2 separate regions of the Homo sapiens genome follow, and region 1 is linked to region 2. The links are chromatin loops, found by intact Hi-C in ENCODE. Cell type or tissue: endothelial cell of umbilical vein. All regions are shown on one strand. Each heading gives the region's core, and the rest is flanking DNA. Links, peaks and the distances in the headings are about the cores only.

Region 1 (2,923 bases), core at 114-2,613, 50 kb before region 2:
AAAAATACAAAAAAATTAGCCGGGCATGATGGTACACGCTTGTAATCCCAGCAACTCAGGAGGCTGAGGTAGGAGAATTGCTTGAACCCAGGAGGTGGAGGTTGCAGTGAGCCGAGATTGTGCCACTGCACTCCAACTTGGGTGACAGAGCAAGACTTTCTCAAAATAATTTAAAAATAATAATAATAATAAATAAAATAAAGGAATTTCAGAAAGCTTAAGAAAAGGGGCTGGAAAAGCCACATGTAGCTGTGTCTTTTGAAGGGCCAGGAGCAACATCAGAATTCTAACATTAGGAAAGACTATAAGAAGAGATGCTAGAAAACATGTATTCAAGGCAATAATGAGAAAGGCCAACAAATGTGAACCACCTTTGACCTCTCCACAACAAAACGTTGAGGTACCAGGGAGTATAAGTATGAGCTAACGTGGGGATAGGACTCAAAGTTCTGAATCCATTAGGTTTAAAAAAAAAAAAAAAGCCGAGTGCAGTGGCTTATACCTCTAATCCCAGCATTTTGGGAGGCTGAGGTGGGTGGATTGCCTGAGCTCAGGATTTCAAGACCAGCCTGGGCAACATAGTGAAACCCCATCTCTATTAAAAATACAAAAAATTAGCCGGGCGTGGTGACATGTGCCTGTAGTCCTAGCTTCTTGGGAGGCTTAGGCTGGAGGATTGCTTGAGGCAGAGGTTGCAGTGAGCTGAGATTGCACCACTGCACTCCAGCCTGGGCAACAGCGAGACTCTGTCTCCAAAAAAAAAAAAAAAAAAAAAAAAAAAAGAATAATTAATTAAAAAAAAAAAACCATTGTGAGGTAAAAAATTTTAAAGCTATAGATTACATCCTCCAAGGTTGAGTTAAAACAGCTAAGACAAGTTTCAACTAAGGGTAAGACACTGACCCCAAACCACACTTGTGTTGGAAATGTGCACCCACTTTGTGTTTTTGGATTTGAAAAGCAGCTAATATCCCCGGGAATATGCAAAATGTTTCCTGCTCAATAGTTTGAAAGTTCAAGCTTTTTCAGTCTGGATAAGAAGAAATGATTACCTGCTATTTTAAACCAGAACCTAGTTGTTTAAGACCTTATAATAATAATTTATTTAAGCATAAAGAAATCAGTGAGTGACAAATACAGGAAATGCCAAGAGTGCACTGTAATAGAAGTCTGAAGGAAGAACCAAATTTTTGCACTATAGCCAAATAGCTAGAAATACTCCTTGCAGACACTGGTAATTTTTTAAAATCACATGTTTGAACCAGAAAACTAATTATACAGACTACTGAAAAATAAATTATATTAGATGTGACCACTGCATATCTGCTGAAGGTACATTTACAAAAATGCAAAGAAGAAGCTCTGTCACTAGAGGTAACAATGTAAAAGAAAACACAAAACATACATAAAATATTATAAAGAATGTAATATAGTTCTAGGTGATGGCTGTTTTATGAGGCATTATTTACCTTCTTCAACACAAACAGTAGAAATATGTAAGTAGATTTTTTGCATAAAAGGAAAAATATGTGATTTCTGGTCAGAAACTGAAAGACATAACACAAGGATGTAGGATCTCCCAACACTTGGCAATTGTTTTATTTGAGTAAAGACAGATTTCACATTAAGATCAGTTTGGAAATACAAGATCAGATAAGGAAATACACACATGTAACCAGCTCTCTTACATTATAAAAGATACAATACAGTATAGTAGAAAATAAATTTGCTGAATGTCAAGTTATTCAAATTGCAGCTCTCATGGTGGAAATAACAGCAACATCCAGCATTTACTGGTATTTACTATGAGACCAGCACCATGCAAAGTGTTTTATAAGCATCGTTTCTCACCCTATGAGGTAGGCATAATTATTATTCAAATCTTATATATGAGAAAATTGAGACAAAAGGAGTAATTATGCTGCGTAATAAACATGGTTATTAGCATAGCTATCCAGAGCAGTGTGGCTTTGGAAAAACAAGTAACCTCCCAACTCGCTGTTTTCTTTAGAGTCAAGAACAGGAACAATTGTTGCTATATCCACCTAACAGGGTTATTGTGAAGACCACAGGAAATAACATTCTGAAAAGTTTAGAAGCCTATCATTACACTATATAAACACCCACACTTTCACATACCAATTATCCAGGTGTTCCTACGCTTCTATTTTAGCTCAGTTACCCTGCCTCCTTTAGCTTTCCTCATTATCTTCAAGTATTTTCCTGATTCTTTCATCTGACTGCTCTTTTGCCCCACTTTCCAAGATTTCCTGTTTTTATTTGTCTGCTACTTCTTGCTTTGATTTCATGTTTACTTATCCATTTTGCCCCCACCTCTCTACTCCCACACAGATACCTTATCCCCACAGACACACAAATTTATTGAGGCATCTATCATATGAGACGCATGGAACCCTGTACCTGAAACTTCTACCTGCCAGTCTGGTCTCTCAGTTTCTGCTCCTCCCTAGTAACTTAGGCAGGCTTCTGGGAACACTTACTGGACCACTGCTTATAGTTTTCGCCTCTAATCTTGGCATACCATTGTTTCTCCTATAACTGTTATAGAATAAGGTATGACATCCTATATACCACTTTCCTGGTATTCACAGTTGTATATTAATTATTTCTAATACATGATGCCTCAAAGTTTAAGGAAAATTAAAATTGTCTATTGATGGACTTTTCATCACATGGAAAAAGCATAATATAATAAATATGACTGGTAAGGATTAACAGCAATAATTGAATTCTTTTAACTCTACTGCAAACATGGTAACTTTAAAAAAATCTTTATTAGTGAAAAATATAATGGAAAATTTTAAGTCAAAAAGTTGTTCCAAACCACTATGAGTAATTATTCCAAGTATCTTATTGATCTGATGGAAAACTAAATGGGAATCAGGACACTCTATAACCATTT
Region 2 (2,923 bases), core at 220-2,719:
TAACTAGCCTACCTATCAGAAACCATCACAAGAAGAAAATTTATTCACAGTCTAAACAGTAACTGTTACCAGAAGTTTGCCTAATTGGATTTATTTTTAGGAGAGAATAGAGTTGGGCTTCAATATCCCAGTTACGATCCTTCTACTCAAGAAACACTGATTTTTAGTTAGTTATTTAAAGACTATTGTCCCACATTATTTAGATCTAATCACATTCTGAGTTGGTTCTACTCCTGGACTCTCCAAATTAATGTGTTTAAAAAATCAAAATAATTTTTTAAAATCAGGCTTACTTTTTAAATACCCTTCCATAACCTTTATAAAACTAAAAATTACTTCTGTGATCTCAGAAAACAATGAGGCTTTTAAAAAGCAGGCAGCAAAAGATGAAAAATCTTTCTCATATGAAAACAATAATGCTGTTCCCAAAGGTAGAACACACGTTTACAATTAGCATTCACAAATATTAAATAGGATTACCTCTAAAAAACTGTACTTAAGTAAGTAAAATTGAGCAATATACGTTCTCTTTACTAAACTAAAACTCCACCTCTGTTTCTGGCAGATCCTCTCTAGCTAGAAAAAAGAATTCAAAACATTATTTGCTTGATTAAAGCTGTAGTGGTCAGGCTGGGTGCGGTGGCTCCCATCTGTAATCCCAAGCACTATTGGAAGCTGAGGCAGGAGGATTCCTTGAGGCCAATAATTCAAGATCAGCCTGGGAAACACAGCAAGATCTGTCTATAAAATGAAGATATTAGCCAGACATGGTGGCATGCACCTGTCCTAATGACTCGGGAGAAGGAGGCAGAAGAAGTGCTTGAGCTCAGGAGTTCAAGGTTATAGTGAGCTATAACCACACCACTGTACTCCAATCCAGCCTGGGTGACAGTGAAAGACTCTGTCTCTTTAAACAAAAAATAAAAACAAAAAGTATAATGAAGTGTACACTAATTTTATTTGAAGGCTGCTGTATATTTGGAAGATTTTTATTTTGTTTAAATACAGCAAATGGACTCTTTCACCACTGTCACTGTTGGAGATCAAGTCAAAGTACATGACCATGGTCAGATTTCAATTTACCTCAATGGGAGGAAAATAGATATAATCAAACTGACAGTTCTATCCAAATATATTATTCTTTACAACTACCTACTACTGCTCCCACAAAATTGGTTTCCAGAAATCCAACACATAGTCCTATACTACTTATAGAATATAATTTGATACAATCAAGGAACACTAAAACTGAAGGAATAGCAGAGAACCACAGAACTACTTCTTCATAAATATTATAATCGCCTCTTTTCCCATAGGAAAGATATTTTGACTTTATGCTAGACCTAAATTCATAGAGCATGTTTCTTAGATTAGTCATATTATTCCTACTTCTAGGGTGACTAACTCATCCTGGTTTGCTCAGATGTTTCCTGGTTTCACACTGAAACTCTGGGCCATGCAAACCAGGATAGGATGGCTGGTCACCTGACCTACTTTTTTCCCCACAACCAATAGTCTTTGGGGAACAGGTGGTGTTTGGTTACATGAATAAGTTCTTTAGTGGTGATTTCTAAGGTTTCGGTGCACCCATCACCTGAGCAATATACACTGTACCCAAAGTATGGTCATTTTTTTTTTTTTGAGACAGAGTTTTGCTCTTGTCACCTAGGCTATAGTGCAATGGCGTGATCTTGGCTCACTGAAACCTCTGCCTCCCAGGTTCAAGTGATTCTCCTGCCACAGCCTCCTGAGAAGATGAGATTACAGGCACATGCCACCACACCCGGCTAACTTTTGTATTTTTAGTAGAGACAGAGTTTCACCATGTTGGCCAGGCTGGTCTTGAACTCCTGACCTCAGGTGATCCACCTGCCTTGGCCTCCCAAAGTGCTGGGATTACAGGCGTGAGCCACCACACCCGGCCTGTACCCTAAGTATAGTCTTTTATCCCTCACCCTACTCCCACCATTCCCCTCAGGCCCTCAAAGTCCATTATATCATGCTTACACCTTTGTGTCCTCATAGCTTACCTCCAAGTTAAAAACGAGAACATATGTTGGTTAGTTTTCCATTCCTGAGTGTTGTCACTAAGAATAATGGTCTCCACTCAATCCAGGTTCCTGCAAATACCATTATTTCATTCCTTTTTAAGGCTGAGTAGTATTCCATGTTCTATATATAAGAAGTTTTCTCTATTCACTCATTGATTGATGGGTATTGGGCTGGTTCCATATTTTTGCAATTGCAAATTGTGCTGCTATAAACATGCATGTGCAAGTGTTTCATAATGCTTCTTTTCATCTGGAGAGACACCTAGCCATGGCACTGATAGATCAAATGTTAGATCTTCTTTTAGTTCTCTAAGGAATATCCATAATGTTTTCCACAGTGTTTGTACTAGTTTACATTCCCACCAGCAACGTAAGTGTTTCCTTTTCACCAAATCCACACCAACATCTATTTTTTTTTTATTTTTAAATTATGGCCATTCTTGCAGGAGTAAGGTGGTGTTGCATTGTGGTTTTGATTTGCATTTCCCTGATCATTAGTGATGTTGAGCATTTTTTCATCTGTTTCTTGGCCATTTACATATCTTCTTTTGAGTACTGCCTATTCATGTCCTTAGCCCACTTATGGATGGGATTTGGGTTTGGTTTATTCTTGTTTCTCTAGTTCCTTGAAGTGTGACCTTAGATTGTCTATTTGTGCTCTTTCAGACTTTTTGATGTAGGCATTTAATGCTATGAACTTTCCTCTTAGCACTGCTTTTGCTGTACCTCAGAGGTTTTGATAGGTTGTGTCACTATTACTATTCAGTTCAAAGGATTTTTAAATTTCTATTTTGATTTCATTATTGACCTAAAGATCATTCAGAAGCAGATTATTTAATTTCCACGTATTTGTATAGTTTTCAAGGTTCATT

The links. Peaks named below come from ENCODE experiments on the same cell type or tissue, not always from the same donor. Only the 100,000 strongest peaks of a DNase experiment are listed, where the experiment ranks them.
Region 1: it touches region 2 in a loop (5-fold over the local background); 3 of 110 quality-filtered maps call a loop at or near these places.

Annotation. Positions count from the first base shown.
Region 1 is chr6:97,188,798-97,191,720 of GRCh38, forward strand. All of the region lies in intron 14 of MMS22L (MMS22 like, DNA repair protein), which reads right to left. Among named protein-coding and RNA genes, the nearest start is that of MMS22L, 93 kb to the right of the region's middle. In endothelial cell of umbilical vein, for the core only: no CTCF peak of the experiment used is centred there; DNase peaks (open chromatin) are centred at 1,154 and 1,964; H3K27ac peaks cover 2,338 bases.
Region 2 is chr6:97,239,003-97,241,925 of GRCh38, forward strand. The region is part of intron 11 of MMS22L (MMS22 like, DNA repair protein); the gene reads right to left. Among named protein-coding and RNA genes, the nearest start is that of MMS22L, 43 kb to the right of the region's middle. In endothelial cell of umbilical vein, for the core only: no CTCF peak of the experiment used is centred there; a DNase peak (open chromatin) is centred at 1,439; H3K27ac peaks cover 1,674 bases.